Regions from separate parts of the Mus musculus genome. Here regions 1 and 3 are each linked to region 2. The links are chromatin loops, found by intact Hi-C in ENCODE. Cell type or tissue: left cerebral cortex. All regions are shown on one strand.

Evidence for each region. A loop is a pair of places that touch in the nucleus more often than their neighbours do. Peaks named below come from ENCODE experiments on the same cell type or tissue, not always from the same donor. Only the 100,000 strongest peaks of a DNase experiment are listed, where the experiment ranks them.
Region 1: it touches region 2 in a loop (7-fold over the local background); 2 of 42 quality-filtered maps call a loop at or near these places.
Region 3: a loop joins it to region 2, with 4 times the contacts of the local background. A loop is called at or near these places in 2 of 42 quality-filtered maps.

What each region holds. Positions count from the first base shown.
Region 1 is chr12:8,767,674-8,775,673 of GRCm38, forward strand. It overlaps Sdc1 (syndecan 1), which reads left to right and starts at 3,723. Exons shown (of 5, transcript NM_011519.2): 1 at 3,723-4,028. The coding sequence starts at 3,963. It overlaps Gm4755 (a long non-coding RNA gene), which reads right to left and starts at 3,598. Exons shown (of 3, transcript XR_381238.4): 1 at 3,292-3,598; 2 at 1,838-2,955. In left cerebral cortex, a CTCF peak has its summit at 3,352; DNase peaks (open chromatin) are centred at 3,403, 3,758, 3,977 and 5,164; H3K4me3 peaks cover 2,296 bases.
Region 2 is chr12:8,920,268-8,928,267 of GRCm38, forward strand. Laptm4a (lysosomal-associated protein transmembrane 4A) reads left to right here and starts at 1,040. Exons shown (of 7, transcript NM_008640.2): 1 at 1,040-2,027. The coding sequence starts at 1,692. In left cerebral cortex, a CTCF peak has its summit at 3,601; DNase peaks (open chromatin) are centred at 942, 1,374, 1,690, 2,457 and 1 more place; H3K4me3 peaks cover 2,649 bases; H3K27ac peaks cover 2,001 bases.
Region 3 is chr12:8,669,148-8,677,147 of GRCm38, forward strand. Pum2 (pumilio RNA-binding family member 2) reads left to right here and starts at 5,112. Exons shown (of 21, transcript NM_001160220.1): 1 at 5,112-5,333. In left cerebral cortex, a CTCF peak has its summit at 4,909; DNase peaks (open chromatin) are centred at 4,288, 4,973, 5,372, 5,454 and 3 more places; H3K4me3 peaks cover 2,605 bases; H3K27ac peaks cover 1,605 bases.

The DNA of each region.
Region 1 (8,000 bases), 150 kb before region 2:
GTCCCACCTGTGGTGTCAGCACCTGGGAAGCTGAGGATGATGGGGAGTCCAAGGTCATTAGCTACATAGTATAGGCTAGCCTGGGGTACATGGGTCACAAAAAAGAAAAAAAAATAAGCACATTGTAATCCCAGCACTTGACAGACCAATGGGGGGGGGATTGCTGTGAGTTTAAGACAGCCTGGCCTACAAAGAAAAACCCTACCCAAACCCAAGAAAAATGAAACCAGTAATATAAATAGCTATTTTCATTTTAAATGCTCTAAAGACACAGCGTTAACACAAAAGCTCTCGTCTGTGGTTCCTATTCCCTCCTTCTCCCCCAGGTCTTCTTTAATGTATACTTTTTGTTTGCTTATTTGCTTGTTTTGGATTTTGGCTTTTAAAGACAGGGTCTCACTATGTAGCTCCAACTATTTGGGAACTCACTATGTAGACCAGGCTAGCCAGGGACTTATAGAGATCTACCTACCACTGCCTCCCAAGTGCTGAGACTAAAGGCATGTGACACTTTGCTTGGTTATTACAAACATTTTAAAAGAACATTTTGAACATTAATAGATGTATGTATATATATCACTCTATGTAGTATATATGTTAGACATTTTTCACTTGAGATACATATTTCATCTCAAAATAAGTTTTTTGTTTTTTTTTCTTCTTTTTAAATTTATTTTATTTTTTTTTTATTTATTTTATTATTATATGTAAGTACACTGTAGCTGTCTTCAGACACACCAGAAGAGGGAGTCAGATCTTGTTACGGATGGTTGTGAGCCACCATGTGGTTGCTGGGATTCGAACTCTGGACCTTCGGAAGAGCAGTCGGGTGCTCTTACCCACTGAGCCATCTCACCAGCCCCTTAAATTTATTTTTATCTTATGTCCATTGGTGTTTTGCCTGCATGTATGTGTAAAAGTGTCAGAAACTGAAGTTACAGACTGTTGTGAGCTACCATTGTTGTGGGTGCTGGGACTTGAACCTGGGTCCTCTGGAAGAGCAGTCATTATTCTTAACCACTGAGCCATCTCTCTAGCCCTCGTTTTTTAGTTTTTTTTTTTGTTTTGTTTTGTTTTTTGTTTTTTTAAGATTTTCTTATTTATTATATGTAAGTACACTGTAGCTGTCTTCAGACACTCCAGAAGAGGGCGCCAGATCTCGTTATGGATGGTTGTGAGCCACCATGTGGTTGCTGGGAATTGAACTCCAGACCTTTGGAAGAGCAGTCAGTGCTCTTAACTGCTGAGCCATCTCTCCAGCCCCGTTTTTTAGGTTTTTGAAGACAGGGTTTCCTGTGTAGCTCTAGCTGTCCAGGAACTAGCTCTGTAGACCAGGTTGGCCTCAAATTTAGAGATTTGCCTGTCTCTCTGCCTCTCGAGAGCTGGGATTAAAAGTGTGCAGCCCAACAATCTACTCAAAGTAGGTTTTGAAAAAGCTTTCCATATTAGGAGTTAACTAGCTTCATTTCAGAAATACTGCATGGAATTCAAATGTGGGACCATTCATAGCTACTTTGGTTTTCCTTCAGTGACAGGCATTCGGCATGCCTATTAGGGAAGTCAAATGGCCTGGAGAAGTCATCCTGGGTGAGAGGGCTAATGCATTTTCAGCTTGACAGACACTGTCAACCTATGCAGACAGTCTGCTCCAGCTCAGATGTCAATTGCATGCAGACCTGCAGTCAGACGCTAAGCTCCCTACCTACTCTCCATCAGCTTAGATGTAAGGGGTGCTGGAACAAAGGCTCTCTCTCTCTCTCTCTCTCTCTCTCTCTCTCTCTCTCTTTCTTAGAATTAGTATTCTATTTTATTTTATGTAAATTGGTACTTCACTTACATGTATGTCCGTGTGAGGATGTTGTATCCTCTGGTACTGGAGTTATAGACAGCTGTAAGTCGCCATACAGGTGCTGGGAATTGAACCCTGATCCTCTGGAAGAATAGTCAGTGCTCTTAACCCCTGAGCCATCTCTCCAACCTCTTGCATATTGAGGACAGGGAGGAATCACAAGCCATGTAGGGTGCCTGGGCTCTGAGGTCAACAGGACCATAGCCTCCTTTCTTTATGTGCCTTTCTTGGGGTCTCCCTATAGGAGTCGTCTTCGTTGCCTCTTTACTGTCTCATTGATCTGGGCTAAACTTATGCAGTTGGAAGGAAAGATCAAGCTGGTCATGTTTAAAACATGAAACAGCCTCATCAGTCCCTTCCTGTTCCCGTCTCCCCCCCCCCCTCCCGCCCCCATTTTGAGAGGACAGGAAGGTAAAATACCAAAGTGTCCTATTTTCCTCCAAATATCAGGCTCAAAGGACTGAAGAGCTGACTTCAGATCCCAAAGCCACTGTGTTAGGAGGCACCTGCTTTTTAGGTCCTAAGCCTTCCTGAGCCTTGCTATTGGGTATTCTTTACCAAGACCCTCAAGGATCTAGGCAAGAACTGGGCAGGATCTGTATGTAGCCCATAGTTAGACCTAGGGCAGCTGAGACGCCAAAAGGGAGAGTTTCCTGAGGACAAAAGTGTTCAAACACAACTGGGTGCTGGTTGTTGGGCTACTGCTGGAGGTGTGGTGTGTGTAAAGGAGGCTGTTGAATTCCCAGAAGGCTGGTTCCACAGTGTAGAGTCTACACTGGGGACTTCCCGAGACGCTGAGCCTCAGATCTAGCTTCTCAGTCCAGGCCAGCTGATGTGGGGCTGAGGAACAAGGATGGATGCCATCTATGGCCCCTGCCTTGCAGGTGCAAAGGGCCTTTGGCACCATCTACAGATTGAGGGCAAGACAGGGCTGGTTCTTCCTCCTTGCTCTCGCTGCTATCTGCCTCGCCTGTAGGCTCTCTGGGCTCCTTTTTGGACTGACACGTCTGAAGGACGTTGGAAACTGTGAGGTCCAGGCCCCATAGAGAATCATGAAGGAACAGGAATTCAACTGGAGCTCCGCAGCTGGTTAGGCCTGCGGTCACCTGGAAACAAAGAGGCCATTTATTTTTTCCTTTGGTCTTGGACAAGGAAGAGAAGGGGCTTTCTATAAATAGAAAGACAGCAAAAAAGAAAATAATAATAATAATAATAATAATAATAATAATAAAAACAATAACAAAGCCAGCTCTTCCAGACAGTGCTCATGTCTTTAAAGGTCTTTAAAGGTCTGGAGTTCCCAGCAATTAAGTAAAGGACCAAGACCTCAGGGGTCCCCTATCCTCAGCCCGTGGGGAGGTGGGAACCATACATCGATCCCTCGGTTTATATATAGCCTCATCGCTGTGGGGCTCCGAGGTTGCCCCCAAAATCTTGCTCACCTGGAGGACCCCTGGGTGTCCTCGCCCAGAGGGCGCTGCAGCCTCGCACGTAGAGAACTAACAATCGCCCTTCTCCAGGGCAGTGCCTCCGGACTCCGGACCAGGACATAGTAGCGAGTGCACCTGGGTCTCCGTCAGCTACGCATCAAGGAAGGTGCGACGCGGGAATTACAGATTGCCGGCACTCACCAGTGCTCAGGGGAGGAAGGTGGGACTCAGACCTGCAAGAGCTGAAGAGTGGGGTGGGCTTCGATCCTAGGAGGCGTGGAAGGGGGTGTGGCTGGATCCCTGGGGGGTGGGGCGCTCCAAGGGGCGGGGCAACCCAGGGGGCGGGGCCCGAGGGGTGGAGATTGGGACTACCCAGGCCCGCGGAGCTGGGGGTGGGCGGCTAGTTTTGCAACTGCAGAGCCTTTGGGTTTATTATAAGGCGGAGCTCCGCGGGAGAGGTGCGGGCCAGAGGAGACAGAGCCTAACGCAGAGGAAGGGACCTGGCAGTCGGGAGCTGACTCCAGCCGGCGAAACCTACAGCCCTCGCTCGAGAGAGCAGCGAGCTGGGCAGGAGCCTGGGACAGCAAAGCGCAGAGCAATCAGCAGAGCCGGCCCGGAGCTCCGTGCAACCGGCAACTCGGATCCACGAAGCCCACCGAGCTCCCGCCGCCGGTCTGGGCAGCATGAGACGCGCGGCGCTCTGGCTCTGGCTCTGCGCGCTGGCGCTGCGCCTGCAGCCTGCCCTCCCGGTGAGTGTGGCCCGGGGCAGGGCTGGGAGGCGGCGGGAAGCCGGGACTCGCCACTCGCCGATGCCATGCAGGCGGCAGCACGTGGAGGGGGAGGGGAGCGGGGACTTCTTCCCGCGCTGCCTGGCGGATCCTGGGATGGTGAGCCCTTTAATGAGGACTCCTGTCCCAATTCCTCTACGGTCCGTGGATGCCAGGAGGCTATCCCAGCTCGTGGTCCGGGCGTCCTGCAGAGTGGAACCTCCATTGGTTCCCCGCTCCCAATTAAGTAAAACGACTCCACATGGGTCTGAGTCCGCCGGCCTTAGGCGCTCCGCCGGCCTTAGGCGCCGCTTGGAGTTGCTCTCTCCCGTTGCTGTCTTGCTGGCCATCTCAGCGGCCTGGCCTCCGCCAGTGTCCCGGAGGGATGCAGTGGCCATGGCCACAACGCCTTTTCCATAGACCCTAATTCAAACCAGACTGCAGGCTGCACCCCCAGCGCCGCGGAGTCCGGGCGCTCGGCCCTTTGCACCGGGGCAAGTTTGGGCACAGCAGAGCCGGCGCGGGAACAGGGGGAAGCTGACGTTCGGGGTGGCGGGAGGGACGGGATTAAGGCTGTTTGTGGGACACAAGAGGGTGGCTCAGGGACCTTCGGTTTTTCTCTGGCTGCCCCAGGTGAGCCGGGCCGAGCTGGCAGCGGGAGGTTCCGGGAAGTTGGCTTCAGAACGCTGAAGACCCTAAGAACCCAACTTTGGGGTCGCTGAAGTTGTGCTGCCCCCGGAGGGCCTCCTCCGCATGGCCCGCGCGGGGGACCCTCCCCGCGAGTGGACCCCGGTACGGCTCTTCCCCTCCCCCGACTCGGCTTTGTGCTGAAGCCGCGCGTAGGGAAGGCGGGTCCCTTGGCCCGCCCAGTAGGGCCGCGGGGAAAGAGGGACGAACGTGGAGCTGGCGACTGGTGGGGGAAAGCTTCTGGGTAGGATGCAGCCATCCACCTTTGGTGGGGGTCGGTCTCTCTAATCAGCGGCTTGGCCGACAAAGAGCTTGGTCGAGGGTACCCCAGAAAGTGCTCTCCCGCCCCAGCCGCCGTCCGCTAGCCCGCCTTCCCCAACGGGGGCGCTTTGTTCTCGGCCCCTGTAACCCTTCCCTGGGAACCGCCCCGCAGCGCTGGTCCTTGACGTGGGCCGGGTCCTGGGTCGCCGCCAGGTGTCAGCGCTGCCCTCCGGGTGTCCACGCCCCTAGCCCCCGCACCCGCTGTGAAGTCCCGGGTGTCCTTTCCACTGGCGGCTTTGCCCAACCCCTGGAAGGCAGAGGCGAGGTGCGGAGCCTCAGGCTTTATCCCTCCCGGAAGTGGCAGTCTCCCACCGCCACATCTGGTCTGCTTAACTTCGATAGTCCTGGCAAAGGCAGACACGTGCACAGGGAAGGAGAGTTGAGCGCTGGTAGATACCAAGGTCGTGTACAAATAAAGTGGCACACGGACACGTCCCCAGTCACTGTTAATGGCATTGCCTTCGCTCCTTCCCAGGTGGCTGGTGCTCTCCATCACTCTGGAGCCCAAGAGAGGGCCTCCATAATTGTATTGCCCATGAGTTGGGGTTGTGTGGGGGCGCCAAATCAGGGTTCTCTGGGAGGGCTATGAATTCCGAACTGAGTCTCCTGTGCACTCCTGGCTTTAAGGTTCAAGAAATTGTTTGAGGGTTGTGGTTTTTGTGGGACTCAGATTATGCCTGGAATCATAGTTACCACTGTGGAGAAGAAAGTGGAGCTACTTAGCATGCCTCCCCGGCCCGCCTGGCATTACCTCCGGCTCTGTTCTCTAGGCCCAACGTGAGGCCTCACTGGGGCAGTACAGATGCAGTACTGAATTTCTTTCCAGCCAGGATCTGGAGAGGTGGTGTTCTCTTCCCTGGTGTCTTTAGAGAGGCAGATATTCCTGTGACCTAAGCCCCTCAAGCACCCATTAATAATGCTGAGTAGACAACTAGAGGTGGCGTTTTCCGGAACTTCCTGTGTGCTGGCCTGGGAGGTTGAACCCTCTAGGGAAACAGGTCTAGGAAGTAGAATTATCTCAATGGAAGGCTTCCTGGAGGAAGAAGATGAGCTGAGCCCCCAGGTCACTGTCTGAGCTTTAGGATCAGACTCCCACTTGGAGGCAAGAGTGTTCGTTTTACTTTTTTTTTTTAAGTTTGGTTTATTTTCTCTCTAACAGAAAACAAACAAACAAACAAAAAAAAACCCCACATTTGTTTAAAAGTGGGTGCATAAGAGTGAGGACATATTCAGAGCTTCCCCTTTTCCTGAAAAATGAAGGCAGCTGGGATTTACTTAAAATGAGAGCACATATCCACAAATTGCCAGAGAGCTGGTCCCTTTCTCAGGGCTCCCTAAGCTCCTGTGGGAAGCAGGTCAGACAGCCCTGGGGACCAGAGAGATAGGGAGTGCTTTTGGGTGCCTGCCTTTGAATGGGGAAGGGGGGGGGAGCTGCTGGGATCAGAGGCTGCTAGCAACTACTCCCCAGAGACTGAAGCAGGTTTGTCCCTCAGTGTCCTGTGGTCTTCTGTTTCTCCTATATAGAATAGGAGAAATGGTTATTTGCTCTGGAATAGTGACTTGCTATTTGTTCCCTTTCTTTCCTCTCCCTTACTGTAATCATTTGGACTAGTAGAGACACTTTCCCCAGGTCTGGCAGAATGGGAGGGAGTGGGGGAGGCCTGTGCTTGCATGATGTCACTGCTGGCTTCAGCTCTCCAGGGAGGGTGGAGTTGGTTGTAACCTACCTGTGGCTCTTGATGGGCCACAATAAAACCTCATTAACACACATTGGTAGGGAGAAGGGACTGGAAAGAATGATGGGAAAGATTGATGTTTTTCCTTTTTTTTTTTTTTTTTTTTTGGCAGTACTTTCTAGATCTCCCCTCCCCCTTGCTGCAGCAAAATTTTGGATTCCTGAAGTCCTTTGAGAATGTATAATGGTAGCCAGACTTTTTTTTTTTCAGTCAGCTCAAAATTGCCTCCTTATAAAGTATCCTTGGTTGTTTTTTGTTGTTGTTGTTGTTGTTGTTTTGTTTTGTTTTAAGACAAGGTTTCTCTGTATAGTCCTGGCTGCCCTGGAACTCAATATGTAGACCAGGCTGGCCTCAAACTCAAAGAAATCCACCTACTTCTAACTTTCAGTGCTGGGCCTAAAGGTGTAGGCCACCAAAAGTGCTCAACTTTTACAAAGCAGTCTTACTTTGAGCAGGATTCTGAAACCCTTATTTCCTTTCTGTTATCTTCAACAATACACTGCTAGGTGTATTTAGTCCCTCATGATGCTGGGCCTCCTCAAGTGGCGCCAGGTCAAGCAGTCTCCTGGTTTTTGGTGGCTCTGAAGAAGACTGTGTCCCAGTGACTGGCAGTTTGAATTCGGAGCTTCTCTTTTCCTTCTCAGTCTTTGGCAGGCAGAGTGACACTGGTGTGCCCAAGCCTGGAGCTTCTCTGTTTAATTCTAGTTTATTTTCTTTATCAGACTGAAAAACAAATCAGGTTGGTTATAATTCTTATAAACACGAAGGTCTCACCTTTGCGTAGCTCTCCGGCTGTGTGGGTCTGATGTCCCTCGGGAATCTCTGTTGAGGCTGCTGCAGTGTGTGTGCGTGTAGAAAGGGCAAGGTAGAATGGACAGAAGCGTGCTGCCCACCCCACTGTCCTGTTCCTAAATGATGAAGCACTGGCCCGGTGAAGAGCCTAGAGAACTCCCTCGGTGGGAGATGCACACAATGCCAGGAAGCACACAGGAGCTTGAGTTCCAGCTTGGCAGTGTCTTCTCTTTGGTGACTTTATCAGCTCCAGCTGCCCTGGACTAACAAACAAGGCTAGCTCACTCTCAGTATTGATAATCGAAGGTCCTTGGTTCTGTTTGAGACTGATCCTCACTCGGTAGCCTTGAACTCTTAGCAATTCTCCTGTCTCAACTTTCAAAGAGCTGAAATTACAGACTCGAGCCACCATATGCGA
Region 2 (8,000 bases):
GTGTTTTCTGCTCTTTCAGATGCCTAGAGTTCAGTTCCCAGGACCCACATCAGGCAGCCTGCAATTTCAGCTCCAGGGGGATCTTATGTCTGCTTCTGGCTTCCTCTAGCGACTGCTACACATGTAGCGTTTTTTCACTCACACACATATTCTAGGAACCTTAAAGACCCACAAATCCTGCATCCCCCTCATTTGCTTCCTCATACACTAGGCTAGCTGGCCAGAGAGCTTGCAGGGATGTCTCCTCACTCAAGACATCTGTCTGGCTGTAACAGCTGGGTTTTACAGAAAGGTAAAGCCACAGCGTCTGGTTTTCCATGAATCCTCACGATTGCTTTGCAAGCACTTTACCCACTTACCACCTCTTCATATATACTATATTTTCATTAATAAAATTCTAGCATTGTCTACTGGCTTAAATTATGGTAAAGGCATGGATTTTGTCCTGACATCTCTTCCCTTCCTCTTTCCAAAATACTTTTGAGGTTCTTTGAAATTATTCAGTGTTTATTTGATTATGCCTATTATCCACAGCTGCACACTATGGTACAGTTTCATTCCTTCTCAAGGTAGCTACAAGCCTTGTTTGTTTGTTTGTTTGTTTTTGAGACAGGGTTTCTCTGCATAGCCCAGGCTGGCCTTGAACTCAGAAATCCACCTGCCTCTGCCTCCCAAGTGCTGGGATTAAAGGCGTGCGCCACCACAGCCCGGCTGATAGCCACAAATCTTAAAACAAATACAAAATAAATTCAGTCAAAAACTTGACTCAGTTAATGAGGATCATAAGATGTTAGAAGGAACTATAGAGTGAATATAAAGCACCCATTGTTGAAGTAAAAATGATAACTGAATCACCCAACTTATGTCAAATGGCTTTCTCTGAGAAGAGGTATGAGTCAGTGAGTCTCGTGTAACATGCTGTAGAAATGTCCAGCATCCCACAGAAAGTTGAGGCTCACTCTGGCATCAGAGCATGCAGAAAAGTGTGGCTTGTTTCTCACTTAAGACACACTCTCTCATTCTCTATTTTTTTTTTTTTTTTTTGCTTGTTTTTCTGGCCTATTTCAATGTCCTTCACAATCTTTCTCTTCAAGAAGAAAAAAAAAATCACTATTATCTGTATAAACTCAACAGCTAAGCGGTTTCTCCACTTTATCATGCTGTCATTTTCCTTAATCCCTTGGCCTTTGGCAGAGTCCAGTGGTATTTATTGGCTCCCTCTAAGTAGGCTTCAGAGAGATGGGGGAAGGACAGAAATCCAATCCTTTAGCCTACTTGCGAGCCCTCCTTTCTGGTCTGAGCCTAGAGGGCCACGCCAGAATGGTAGCCACGCCCCTTCCCGCAGGCACGCCCCGACAGGCCCAACAATAGAGCACGAATACGTCACGTGGGCCTCGCAGTGACAAAGACAACGTGGCGAAAGACAGCGCCAAAAATCTCCGTGCCCGCTGTCTGCCACCAACTCCGTCTTGTTTCACCCTTCTCCTCCTTGCGGAGCTCGTCTGGGAGACGGTGAATTACCGAGTTACCCTCAATTCCTACAGCCCCCGACAGCGAGCCCAGCCACGCGCACCGCGGTCAAACAGCGCCGGAGAGAGTTGAACTTTTGATTGGGCGTGATCTGTTTCAATCTCCACATCTTCTCCAATCAGAAGCCAGGTAGCCCGGCCTTCCGCTCTTCGTTGGTCTGTATGTGGCAGAAGGCGGAGGGAGAGATTCCGAGCCGACGTCCCGCGAGAGCGGCGCCGGGCGCCCAGAGCGCAGGCGCACAGGAGTTGGCAAGGGCCCGGGCCGAGGGCGGGCCAGAAGACGCGTCCTTTGGCTGTGGACACCGTCGTAGAGTCGTCTGGGTTGAACCGCTGGGCCGAAAGCTTTTGTCAGGGGCCTGGGCGAGAACGAGGCCCGCGAGGTTCCGGATGGTGTCCATGACTTTCAAACGGAGCCGCAGCGACCGGTTCTACAGCACCCGGTGCTGCGGCTGTTGCCATGTCCGCACCGGGACGATCATCCTGGGGACCTGGTACATGGTAAGGGCTGGCTGGCAGGGCCGCTCCACCAGGCCAGTGCGCCTGCGCGACAAGTGGGCCTGGTGGGCAGGGGGCGGGGACGTGAAAGTTGTTGGGGCGCTACTTTTCGGGGTGCTTTTAACTGTGAACTGAGGCTTTACGAGATGGGGCTCCCCAGGATTTGGGAGGGGATGGGAATAGGATCGTCATTTCGGGTTCGGGAAGTGCGCAACCCTCATCCCGCCCCACCCCCCCATCGAAACAATTATTGTCCCGCAGTTATGCAGCCAGTTCGGACGTTTTGTCCGAATCGAAAGCGAAATCCAGTTCGGGTGCCTCCTGCAGTTTTTGTTGAGGCGTTCGGTGATGTAGCCAGAGGTCTCTGTTTTGAGTCTAGACGTTAGCCAGAATTTACAGTGGGTCAGATTTTCCTCATTACACCCCCTCCCTGCCTTGTCAGGTGGGTTTTCATCCCAAGGCCGCCTTGGTTTGGAAGAGATGTTTATTGAAAGCCTGCTATGTCCTTACTGACATTTTCTGGGCTCCAGGATCTGTGTGATTCTGTCACAGCAGATGGACGGGCTTGTTGGTTCCATATTCGGCAGAAAGTCTTGTGACTTAAAAAAAAAATTAGTTCCCAGTATCTGTTCATATGAACTTATTTGTTGCGATTTCCAAACCCGTGATTTTTTAAAGATAGTTTTAAGCAATTAAACTTTGCCGAAGCTTTGAGGAACATGTTTTGCTGGCGTGACCACTTGGATGACTTTTGAAATTTCGTCGTGGGGGTGGGGGGTGAGGGTAGGAAGTGGAGTTAGTGTGCAGTTTCTGATACTTACATGAAGAGCAAAGGAGGGAGAGGCGTACCCCTGTCCTCTCTTCCTTCTCTTTACTCTTCCCCGCCCAGTATCTTGAAGTCATTAGTAACTTTGGCAGAACACCAGATGAAAATCTTCCTCAGGCAGATGGCTTCCCAGCCCACCCCAGGGGACTATCAGACCTCTGCAGGATTGCAGCTTTTTCCGTCTTGTATCCTTATGTACATTAGAGAAGAGCCCCAGGAAAGCTTGAATGTGGTTTGGTATGCTTGCGATGAGGTTATTTTCACGTTTTCAGTACTTCTGTACTCAGAGAGTCACCCTACTGCTTCTGTAGAATTAATTCCATCACATTTTCTTTAAGAAACTGCCTCCTGCATACATTACCTGAGCTGTAGTTCTGGACCTGGACTAGTTACTGACAATCAGTTGGGTTGTATATCTCACTTTCTGTTGCTTTCCTTTTTGTTAAGAGTATGGGTTTTTCATTTCTTTGTCCTTCACCATCTTCCATTCTCTTAAATGATTAATTCTTGTCTTCCCCATCGTCCTCTTACCTCCCTGCTTTCTCCCAGAAAATGACCTTCATTGAACTTAGCAAAGCAAATAGGATTGGCACCTGGGATTCTTGCCTGAAAACTTCATCTTCCTGTTTCTTCTTCCATCCCTCCTCTTACACAGCTAACACCCATCTGCAACTCCAGTCCAAGGAGAATCTAGCCTCTTGTGGCCTCTATAAACATTGCACACAAGTTACCACAAACATGAAGACAAAACACCCACACAGTGAAATAAAAATAAACAAAAACTAAAATTAGGAAAAAAGTCCTTGCTATAGTTTTTCAATCTGCATTTTGAGTTCCCTCAAACAAAGGCCACAGCATCAAAAACTCCGACTAACAAAGAGTATAGAGAAATGCTGCCAATATATCTGAATGACTGAAGAGGTGTTTTTTTTCATCTTAAAAGGTTTGAAGCCCTTTATAAGTGCTGGGAATTGCACCCAGGACAGCAACTAGTGTTCCTAGCTACTCCAGCGTGCCCTCCCCCCCCCCCCAGGTTTTTGTTTTGTTTTTAACAGAGGGATTGAGAGAGTTCTAAATCTGTAGCACAACTGAAGCTCTTGGTGTGAAAAGCACACACACACACACACACACACACACACACACACACACCCGCCTTTGAAAAGATGCTGTCTTGAATCAACTTCCAGCTTAGAATATTGTAAACTGTTTCAGTTGGTTTGTTTTAATTCATATAAGAGACTTATTGCCTGTCTTCAGTGTAAAGGGCTCTGAGGAACATAGGAAGGGGATGATAGATGGCCCATATTACATGCCTTCAGTATTCTTACTACTTGTTGCATGGTAGGTTCTAGCTCTGCTTACTTTGGTCATGACATCATCCCTTGATGGTGATGGTATTACAGAGAACTTAGGAGCACAGCCAGGGAAGTGGAACTTAGAGTCACAGAGGAGAAGGGGCACAGTGATGCAGATTCTTATCACATTGAGGAGGAGAACATTTGTTTTGCTTAGTATGTTATTGTTGGTGACTTTAAAAAGTGTACAAGCCTTAGTTCTACAGTAGTGTGAAAACATACTTTCTGCTAGTTGGGGTGCACTTAGGAGATGAAAACAGTATCATGTATAATGCCTCCAAATAAAGAGGTCTCGTCCAAATTCTGCATTCCATTGCCATAGCAGAGACATAAGCTGACAACAGCTCGAATGACCTTTCCTCTTTATTTCCGCCTTGCCATTGTTCCCTTCCTCACCACTTTGTCATGAGCACTGCTGTTTGATTCCAGGGGACAGTATGTCTGGACCTGTGTGGGAGAATAATGAGCCGCCAGGTTGTCTGGACCAAGGCCTGCATTTATGATGCTTTCTGTGGTGTTTGAAACGTGGAGGCACAGCCCTTCCTCCTGCTGGTCTGGGACACTCTGTCAGTGACTGATATTGAAACCTTTGAAATCTAGAATTAACATTGATTTTTTTTTTTTTTTTTACATACCATCATGTATGTCAAAGGATTAATTGAATGGAGCCTATAATATAAGTTCTTGGGAGGTGGTATCAGGAGATCAGAAGTTCAAACTCAGCCTTGGTGATAGGCCAGCCTAGGCTACATAGGATGATAGCTCTAAAACCAAACCAAACCCTTAAGTGTTAATGGTTGGTATTGAATAATAGTTCTGGGGGACATAGAACCAGAGGTACCAAACCTGAAGAGTTTGCATCTAATAGTTTAAATGTGAAAGAAGTGCATAAGTAATACGTGACTTTAGAGTGAGTTCAGGCTTCCATTTCTACATTCCTCAAGTTTACTTCTTTATCATTTGAAGCCAGATTTTTTTTTTAATTCTAAGGAGATATGAACTCAAGTACATAATAACTCATAAATTAAAAAACCTGTTTCAAGAAATAGTCTTTATGATATAAATGCATATTTTTGTTCTGTTCTTTGTTTTTTCGAGACAGGATTTCTCTGTGTAGAATGTCCTGGAACTCACATTATAGACCTAAGGTGGACTTTGTCATGGATGTTTTAACCTTAAGTAACATAGTGTTAGGAAGAAGTCAAGACATCCTCATGCCACAGAGGCCTTTCACCCGTTAGTCCTGGCCAGTATCTCTGATGAACAGTGCAGAAATTCTCGATAAAACCCCGATACACAGAATTCAACATCACATCACAAAGTAAATCCTCAGGATCAGGTGGGTTTCCTCCTAAGGGTGCAAGGATGGTTCAGCCCATGCAAGTCAGTAAAGGCAGACACAGAATATACACAGAATATATACACAGAATAGAGATCCAGGGGCTGGTAAGAGATGGCTCAGTGGTTAAGAACAATGGCTGCTCTTCCAGAGGTCCTGAGTTCAATTCCCAGCAACTACATGATGACTCACAACCATCTATAGGAGGAACTGATGCCCTCTTCATGCAGGCCGATGTATATGCAGCAGAGCACTCAGACATTAAATAAAATTTTAAAAATGGTATAAAAAAAGAGAGAGAGAGAGTGCGAGGGAGAGAAAACCAAATCCCTAGGACTATTTCAGTAGCTGCAGTTACATAGTTAATACATTTTGCCATCCTTTCACATGAAAAAGGTGGAGCTGAAGAGATGACCCAGTGGATAAGAGATTATTCCCAATACCCACATGGTGACTTACAACTTTGTAACTGCAGTTCCAGGGATCAGACAGCATCTAGCTTCTTCCAGGCATCAGGTATGCAAGTGGTACACTAACTAGCAGGCATGCAGGCAAAATATCCACATACATACTGGTTGAAAGTATTCTTAAAGTGGATATACAACACAATAAAAGCCAGCCAGATAATACTGACAGCTAACATCATACCAAATTAGCTCTTCTCTAAGATCAGAAACCAAATCAGCATTGCTTCCTTTCAACATTTATGTTCGACATAGTATTGAAAGTCCTAGCCAGGGGCTGGCGAGATGGCTCAGTGGTTAAGAGTGCCGACTGCTCTTCCAAAGGTCCGGAGTTCAAATCCCAGCAACCACATGGTGGCTCACAACCATCTATAACGAAATCTGATGCCCTCTTATGGAGTATCTGAGGACAGCTACAGTGTACTTTCATATAATAAATAAATAAATCTTTAAAAAAAAAAAAGAAAAGTCATAGCCAGAGCAGTTGGCTAAGAGAAACAGATGAAGAACTTAGAGATAGGAAAGGAGGGATCAAGGCTCTGTATTGGCAGATGACACAATCAAATATATAGAAAATCCTGAAAACTGAAAATAATCTGAGAATTAGTAAATTTAAAGAGTAGTAAAACAACTTCAAATATCGCGTGTTTATGCACCAGTGAGGACTACCTGAACAAGAAGTTAGGAAAGCGCTTGTGTCATAGCTAAAAAAGCAAAGCAAGCAAAACAAACACTTCTGCGAGTAACTAGCCAGAGGTGAAAAAATCTAGTCTATGATGAGAATAAAACATCCGTGAAGGCTTTGAACAGGTCACAAATAATGAAAAGATCCCGTAGGCACGAATCAGAACTACTAGTATTGTTAGATGCTTTGTACCCAAAGCGATCTGTAAGTGTGAGGTAGTACCTGTTATGTTGTCCTTCACTTACTAGGAGAAAACAGTTCCTAAAAGGTGAGTGGAGCCACTCAGGGCTGTGCCAAAGAAGTCTTGAGCAAAAAAACCCAAACCAAACCAACCAACCAACCAACCAAACAAACAAACAAACAAAAACCCCCAAAGCTGGAAGTATCCCACTGTCCAGTTTTAAAATGTAAAGCTATCATAACCAACACAGCTTAGGCCTGGTACAGAAATACAGAAATAGTTAGAGACCAATGGAAAAGAATAGAAAACCCAAAAATAGACCCACACTCCCCACAGCCAGGTGATTCTCAGCAGAAGTGCTAGATATACACATTTGAGCAAGCGCATTTTCTGTAGTGAATACTGCTAGGAAAATGGCATGGACTAGATCCTGCTCTCAATAAAAGCCAACTTAAATATTACAAAATAGTTGAGTATAAAGCTGAGACTAACCTACTAGGAGAGAATATAGGAGAAGCACTGACAAAAGTCTGTGTTTTAGGGTTCCTGTTGCTGTGATGAAACACCATGACTAAAAGCAACTAAAAGCATTAGACCAAAAGATGGAAGTATCACACTGTCCAGTTTCAAAATGTAAATCTGTCATAAGCAACACAGCCTAGGCCTGGAACAAAAATAGATATGGACTGTTTTGCTTACAGTTGCACATAACAAGTCCATAATAAAGGGGAAGTCAGGGCAGGAACCTAGGCTGGAGCAGAGGCTGTGGAAATGCTCTGCTTGCTGCTTTGCTCATCCTGTGCTCGCTCGCTAGTGCGCTCTCTCTCTCTCTTTCTCTTTCTCTCTCTCTCTCAAAGAATTATTTATTTTATGTATATGAGTACACTGTAGCTGTTTTCAGACACACCAGAATAGGACATCAGATCCCATTACAGATGGTTGTGAGTCACCATGTGGTTGCTGGGAATTGAACTCAGACCCTCTGGAAAAGCAGTCAGTGCTCTTAACCACTGAGCCATCTCTTCAGCCCTCAGCCTGCTTTCTTATGCACCCAGGACCACCTGTCCAGTAGCACCATGTCTAGTGAGCTGGGCCCTCCCCTCCCACACCAATCATTAATCAAGAA
Region 3 (8,000 bases), 250 kb before region 2:
CATCATGTGGGTGATGGGACTCAAACTGAGGTCCTCTGAAAAAGCAGCAAGTGTTTTTAACTTCTAGGTCATTTCTCCATTTCTGACTTGTATTATTTTTATAAAGATAACAAAGTTACAAAATGAATTTACAAGAAGCTTTACAAACAGTCCTGGGGGAAAGGGCCACTTGCATAGGGAATATTAAGATGAAATTATGCTCTAGGATGCAATCTGCCTAAATTGCTGCTTCTCAATTATAACTGCACATTTTAACCACTGAGGAGCTTTTAAAAAATACCAATGTCTAGGCTCCAGCCCAGACCCATTAAGCCACAATCTCAGGGGTAGGACTTGGGAATTGGTGTGTGCTAAATGCTCCCCGAGTGATTGGGATGTACAACTCTGGTCAAGAACCACTTGAGATAACAGGTCACATGGATACGTCCCAAGATGACTGTCCTGGCTACAGAAAAGAGTCTCATGACCAGAGCTAGTTACTAGGGAAGAAGGAAGAACCACATGAGATGGGCGACAGCAGCCTGACCCCAGCCTGGCTTCTCTTGTCATAAAGTGCCTGACAGCAGGAACCAAGAAGGCGACCAAGAAGACCATGTGTGTTCTTGTTTACAACCTCTGTGTGTGTGTGTGTGTGTGTGTGTGTGTGTGTGTGTGTGTGTGAGAGAGAGAGAGAGAGAGAGAGAGAGATTGGCTTTCTGAGTTGGCATCTCATTGTATGTTGCTGATTCAAAATGGATAAGGCACACCCATTACAGGAGCAATTTCCAGTAAGCATGATGAACTATTGTGATTAGCTTACTAATGCTTCTCAAACATTACTTTGTATAGGCATTGCTTGAGAATCTTTTTAAAATGCAGATCCTGATTCAGTAGGTTTGGCCATGGGCCAATTTTGGCATGTCTAACAAGCTCCCAGGTGATTAGAGTGGCTGGTTGAGGTGTCAATTACAATGTCCATCTTAACTGCCAAGCACACAAGATATTTATATTAGCTGAGGAATACATTCTTTCCTTGTAGGTAACTCTAAAGAGAAGCCAATTATAATCACGAGGGCTTAATGAGCAGAGGAGATCGCAAAGCGTATGTGAAGGCACAAAAGCAAGGAGCTGCTCACTGAGCAGTGAGATGGGTGGGACAAGGCAGTCAGATCACTAAAAGGTGGGCCCTTACTGTTCTTCAGAACACAAAGCCATAAGGGATAGTCTATGAGAAAGAACTCTTCTAGGTCCAATTAGTGTGGGAAACATTACATTCTATGTCTCTCACTAGGGTATTTACAATGGCTACTTTAGTTTTCAAGATGCTAAGAAGTTTTCTTGCAATAATGAAGCCTTTCCTTAAATAGATAATAACTGATAGGTCAGGCAGGGTATGTCAAAATAAAAACCAGGGGTTGCTCTTCCAAAAATCATTCAGACTTTCTAGATGGTGACAAGAACATTAAACCAACTGCAGAGCCTTTCTAGGTGAGACCTTGTACAATGCCCAACACCAGGCCTGCTCTGAGGACGCTGAGAGGAGTAAAGGGGGCACTGGATAGAAGGTGTTTATACATTATAAACACCAGACAGACACATGGGCTTTGGTGAAGATTCTTGGCTGCAGTAGAAACTTGTTGGATCTAACTGCAACAAGACAGTCAAGAAGAAGTAGTAGTTGTGGTCACTGTAATTCATGATAAAGTTTTTTCCAGGCTAGTTTTGTTGTTGTTGTTGTTTTCCCCGAGACAGGGTTTCTCTATGTAGCCCTGGCTGTCCTGGAACTCACTTTATAGACCAGGCTGGTCTCGAACTCAGAAATCTGCCTGCCTCTGCCTCCTGAGTGCTGGGATTAAAGGCGTGCGCCAGCACTGCCAGGCGTCCAGGTAAGTTTTCCATACAGGCAAGTACCTAGGCAGTCAGCAGTCACCTATGCACGTGGAAGAGAAAGCTCCACATGGAAAAGAAACAGTGTTACAACATTCTCAGCTCTACTAAAGAGGTTCTCTACATCCAGAGGCAAGGCCAGCTCATAGAGACTGTCTAGTGGGGGGAGTGCCTCTTTACCCCAATTCCATTCTCTAAAGAAGAGGCTCTGATGGTTCCATTTAGTTTTACCTAGACTAAACAAGTCTATATAATGACTGTAGCTAGAGGCTCAGTGAATTCAATAATCCAGCTTGGAGACCCTGAGTCCTCTGAAATTGGTAATTTGGAATGCACAAGGATGTGCAAGCAAAACATATACATCCCATAACTGCTTAACTTGAGGGACAGTTTTTTTTCTTCCTTTTTGGACAGGGTATCATAGTCTCAGTTAAGGTTTTACTGCTGTGAACAGATACCATTACCAAGACAACTCTTATAAGGACATTTAGTTGGGACTGGCTGATAGGTTCAGAGGTTCAGTCCATTATCAAGGCAGGAACATGGCAGCATCCAGGCAGGCTGAGAGTTCTACATCTTCATTTGAAGGCTGCTGGCAGAATACTGACTTTCACGCAGCTAGGATGAGGGTCTTAAAGCCCACAACCACAGTGACATACCTATTCCAACAGGACCATACCTTAGAATAGTGCCACTCCCTGGGCAGAACATATACAAACCATCACACATATCCAGTCCCAGTTGCCCCAGTGAGACCTCTCTGCTTCTGTTTCCTAAATGCCAAGATTACAGATGTAGCCAACATGCATGGTCTGGGAGACATTTCTTAATGGAATAACTATTAATACCCAAAAGAAAGGAGAGGAGAGGAGAGGAGAGGAGAGGAGAGGAGAGGAGAAGAGAGGAGAGGAGAGAGCAAGCAAGAGTACTTGGGAACTGCTCCTGGAACACACATTGAGCTGGGATGCTTGAAGGACAGGTCTGAGTACCATGAGTTGAGTTGAGCTTGTATGATAGATGGCAGCAAGAAGAACTTACTACACAGACTGAGACCAGTGAAGGGAAGGCTGGTTGAGCCAGCTACCTATTCAAGTGAGGTCTGTATAGTGGAGGGATAGAGAAAGGAGACGCCTGCAGAAGTATTTGGGAAGTTAAAAATCCGCGAGGCTTGTCGATTTATCTATGAGGGGAGTGGGGGAAAGAGGAAAATAGTAAAAATGATTCAGAATAGTCATTTAGGAATGAATCAGTGGTGAAATTGCTAATTGTGGAGACAAAGTAAGGGTTGGGGATAGGGCACAGATATGACGGGTTCTTAGTATGTTTGGTGACAAGAATGATATTCAAATGGAAGCCTGAAACTTGGGCAGGAGGTAGAGACGTGATATGCCTGGGAGATGCAGAAGCATCTATCTCTACATGTTTATGGGTTGGAATTTAAAAACCCAGTACAACAATGTTGCAATGTTGGGAAGTGGTAGCCTAATAACAGGGGGATTGAGGATCTGGGGGGAGATGGCTCATTCGGTAATAATGTTTACTGAGCAAGCACAAAGATGGTTTGAGTTCCAGAACCTGTTTATAAAACAGGGAATTGTGGCAACTATAGGTAATCACAATGCCTGGCAGACAGAGACAAAAGGATTCCTGGGACTCACTGGCCGGCCAGCCCAGTAAAATCTCAGTGAGAGTGTCAACCTCATCCCTCCACGTGCCATGCACACACATGTGCACCTGTACACACACAAACATGCATATTGATATTTAAAAAGAGGTGGGATTAAGTCAAAGGGCTCTCCTGCATAAATTAGTATCACTATCTAGGGAGTATATGTTATTTTGAGTAGATTATTATAAAAGCAAGCTCAAGCCCTCCCCTCCTGGTCTTTTGTCCTTTTGAGTTTTATCATGGGATTGATTACACAGCCCCAAGGATCTTTCCACTACTTTTAGCATTGGACTTCCTAGTCTTCAGACGCTTGGGAAGTAAATTTATTTTCTTTATTAATGACCTGATTTAGTATTCTGTCAAAGCGATACAACAGTAAGATTTTTATTTATTTATTTATTTATTTATTTTGGTTTTGGTTTTTTGAGACAGGGTTTCTCTGTATAGCCCTGGCTGTCCTGGAACTCACTTTGTAGACCAGGCTGGCCTTGAACTCAGAAATCCGACTGCCTCTGACTCCCAAGTGCTGGGATTAAAGGCGTGCGCCACCACGCCCGGCAAGATAAATTTTAAATCAGTCTGTCTTTATAATGATGAAAACCCAAAGAGCTGTGTTTAACAGGCACTAGGATACATCACATGAACAAAGCACATACAGTCCTTAGCCTGGTAGAGCTCACAGATGCCTAGGGAAGACACTGAGTTAATTAAAAGGCCCTGGATTGTCAAAACCAGGAGGTAAGCCATTAATTAGGAAGTTGTCCCATGAGGGCCTAAACTCTCCAAGAGAGGTGTGATAGAAAGTGGTCCCAACGACTGCGACCAAATCTTTGGAGCCATTGTTGTTCCCTGCAGATTTCAAGGAAGGGCAAGACAATTCTGTAACTGGTAATAAGAAAACATTCAGTCTGATACATAGCCAAGGTAGTTTCTTTTGTGCTTACCCAGTACCCCTGGCTCATCAATTGCAGGAAGTCAGTAACACTTGCCTACTGTAGACGATAACAAGGTGCATTTTTTTTTTATCCCTAAACCTCCAACATTTGAGTGGAAAAGGGGAGATAAACGTTGAGCGGTAGGGCTGTATTAAGGTCTACAACTCCTGTAGGTGCCAGCATACCGGAAGTAGGGGGAAAGAGACTTCAATTTTGGGGTGCATGGGCAGCAGTGCTTACACACAGGCAGTTTAGGGAGAACAATGAGATATCCGGGAGGAAGCGGTGGATGAATAAATTCAGTCTCACACAGAAAGTCGGGGGTTTGCAGCACCACACGAGGCGCGTGACCAGCCCCGGGAGCAGAGCGCCAGAGGTCCGGCGTGCAGGCCAGCCCTGATCCCAGAAGGTAAAGGCCGGGAAGTGCACGCCCGATGGCGGCCTCACCCGCGAGGAGAGCGCCGCGCCAGTGCGCACGCGCGGAGCCCCGGCCGGCCCCCTGCGCCCGGCGCGCGGGAGAAGTACGCACTTCACTGCGAGGCGTCGCGGCTGGGTGAGTGCTCCCCCCTTTCTCCCGCAGTGCTTTGCGCGCGGCCGGTGGGCGGGGGAGGGAGGGGAGGGGAGGCGGCGGCGGCAGCCATGTTGTTGTGAGTCTCTGTGCCTCACCCTCGGTACTTCGGTGGTTCGGAGGAGGAGGGGGAGGAGAAGAAGGAGGTGGGGTGGGGGGGAGGGAGGTAGGAGGAGGAGAAAGAAGACGTCGCCGCCACCGGAGGCGGAGGGGGAGGACGGACGGCCGAGAGCGTCGCCGCCGGTGCCCAACGGTCGGTGTCCCCCGGCTGAGGCAGCGCGGCCGCAGCAGCCCTGTAAGTCAGCCCGCGCTCGCTTCGTCGGGTCCGTGGGCGCCGCGGGGGCCGGCTCTGGGCTTTGTGTGGCGGCCTCCGCGGGAGCAGGCCTCGGGCGGGAACGGGTCGGGCCTGGGCGGGGATCGCGGCGGGCCGCGGCCTGGGCCCCGCTCGCACAATGCCGGGGGAGGGGAGCCGGAAGGGGGTGTGCGCCGGCGGGGGAGGGGGCGCACTCGCCGCTTTCCCGCTTCCTTCCCGCGCCCCGCGCCCTTTGCCGGCCTTAGTGACCAGATCCGTGTGGGTGCCAGGCGGCCTCCAGCCCCTCGGTGCCCACAGTCTGGAAGAAGCACGGTGAATCCAGAGAAACGTGCGAGGTGGAAGTGGGTGAAGCGGAAGGAGTGGGTTTATGAGAGCGAGGGTGGGTGGGCGGGGGTCGCTAGGTTGGGGTGCGGGGTGGTCCTCTGGCCTGCGAGTGTCCAGGAAAACCTTGGCAAACGGATGTGAATGTGAAAGAAAATCGGGACTGGGGTTCGACCTGTTCAGGTGCCTTAGAAAGGAACGTGGTGCTTTTTGTTAGGGGAACATCTCTTCGGTACCCGAAGAACGAGGAACTTGAAAGCCGAAGACCAAAACAGCGACTTCAGATATTCGAACCTTAGTTTTGCTTGTGAATACGGTCAAATTTGAGGGGAAATAAACTGTGCGGAGTTTATGGCCGAACACGTGTAAAGTTAGTGCTTCTTCCAAGAATACGGCTTTAGAAACCCTTCTTTTTCCTCGTAGCCTTTTATTCTGTAACAGCTGAACTTTTGGGGAAGGGAATGGAATTCAGACGTTTTATGTACAAAAGAAGACATGCTATGATAGTTTTTTTCAGATTTAAAGAAATCTGGAGGAAGGGGTTTTCTGTGATGATTTCAGGAGAAATGTTTTTAAATGCTTAGCAGGGTGCAGTGCCTGGAAACGATACAGTGTGTCACGAAAGCAGTTTTAAGGAGTTACCTTGGCGTGTTTGAAGCTTGTTCACCGCTTAGATTCGTGACTCCTAACCATGTGACCGGGTGAATGGAGGATGGTTTAGGGAATTCTGGCCAGGAATCCTGTTAAAAATACAAAGATGGATTATTTTTAATTGGTTAATAATAAGCCTCTGTTGCTAGTCCGATATCCTGCTGTTTATAAATGATTTACATCATGTGACCAGTCATAAGTAATTGTCTGCATGTTCTTTAACTGAAGAATGTCTTTAAAATGATTCTGGGAGAGATTAAGTTCTGTAGGGTTGTCTTTGATGTTTTGGAGCACAGCTGTTCGACATGAAAAAGTTACAATAACTTTTTTATTTCAGAAACTTGCTACAGTATTCAGGGCTTTAATTTTATTTTTCTCATTTTATCAGTCTAGCAGATTTACCTTAACTGGATTTGCCAGGAGCACTTTTAAACATTTTCAGACAATCTAAGCTGATTTAATAAAATTTCTTTGTCTTGAGTCTAAAGTTCCTTTAGGTAGTTCATATTTAGTAAGATTTTAAAGTAATTTTTTCTTTAAAATTATATTACATTTTTGTGTAACTTCTTGTCTGTGTTGGTGGCTTGTGTATGGAGGTCAGAGGACAGATTGTGAGAGTTACTTCTCTCCTCCCACCGTGTGGGTCCTGGGGATGGGACTCAGGTTGTCTGGCTGTAGGTCCTCCACCTCTACTTTGTTACCTCTACTTTGTTGCCTGCCCAAAATTTTAAAGTAACTTAGTATGGGTACAAAACCATGGATTTTCTTTCCTCTTCTTTGTAATGTTGAGATAGTTTCTCTTTTAAAAATGTATTTTTCCACATCAGAAGTACTAATCAATTTAGGCCAGGTGTGACATCCAGAACGCTGACCAAGACTGCTTGTGTGTATGTATGTGGGTGTTTGTTCTTGTATTTATCTGAAATACACTATGTAAATACTCATATCTCACAAGGCTTTGATTAACTTGTATTCATTTACAGCTTTAGGCCATTTTACTAGCAGGTTAATAAACAGTGCACTTGTAGGTGGGTAAATTGAAATTGGCTTGTGACTCAGGCGGATTTCTGAGTTCGAGGCCAGTCTTGTGTACAGAGTGAGTTCCAGAGGATGACACAGAGAAACCCTGTCTCAAAACAAAACATTTCAGTTTGAAGGAATATTTTCCTACTGCATTAAAATTCAGAACCTACTGAATTGAGAAGCAAGTTAGACGGGGAACGAACGAACGATTTTTCATGCTGGCAAAGCCACAGAGAAATACTTTAGACTTAACACAATCACTTATAGCACAAGCTGCCAACCACCATCCTCTCCAACAGAAAGAACTATCTATCCTGGTTGGTCTCATGAAGTGAGACACATTTTCTGCTGGGGGCACACTCCCAGGAAAAGAGAGGAAGGGGTCAGCATAGTACTTAATTCTCTTACAACAGGCCTAATAGACAAACAAGGAGAAAAAAAGTGCAAGCCAGACAGTTTTCATGCCTTCTTTTTTGTTGTTGTTTTTTGTTTTTGATCCCAAGTGCTGGGATCAAAGGGGCGTGCAACACTCTTGGTTAACAAGTCAGTTTTTAAATAATTACTGCTTTTGTAGTTGAAACATGGACTTAAAGATATTTTCAAACTTTTCTAGTGCTTGAAACACTGTAGAATTATTATTATTATATAGGAGGT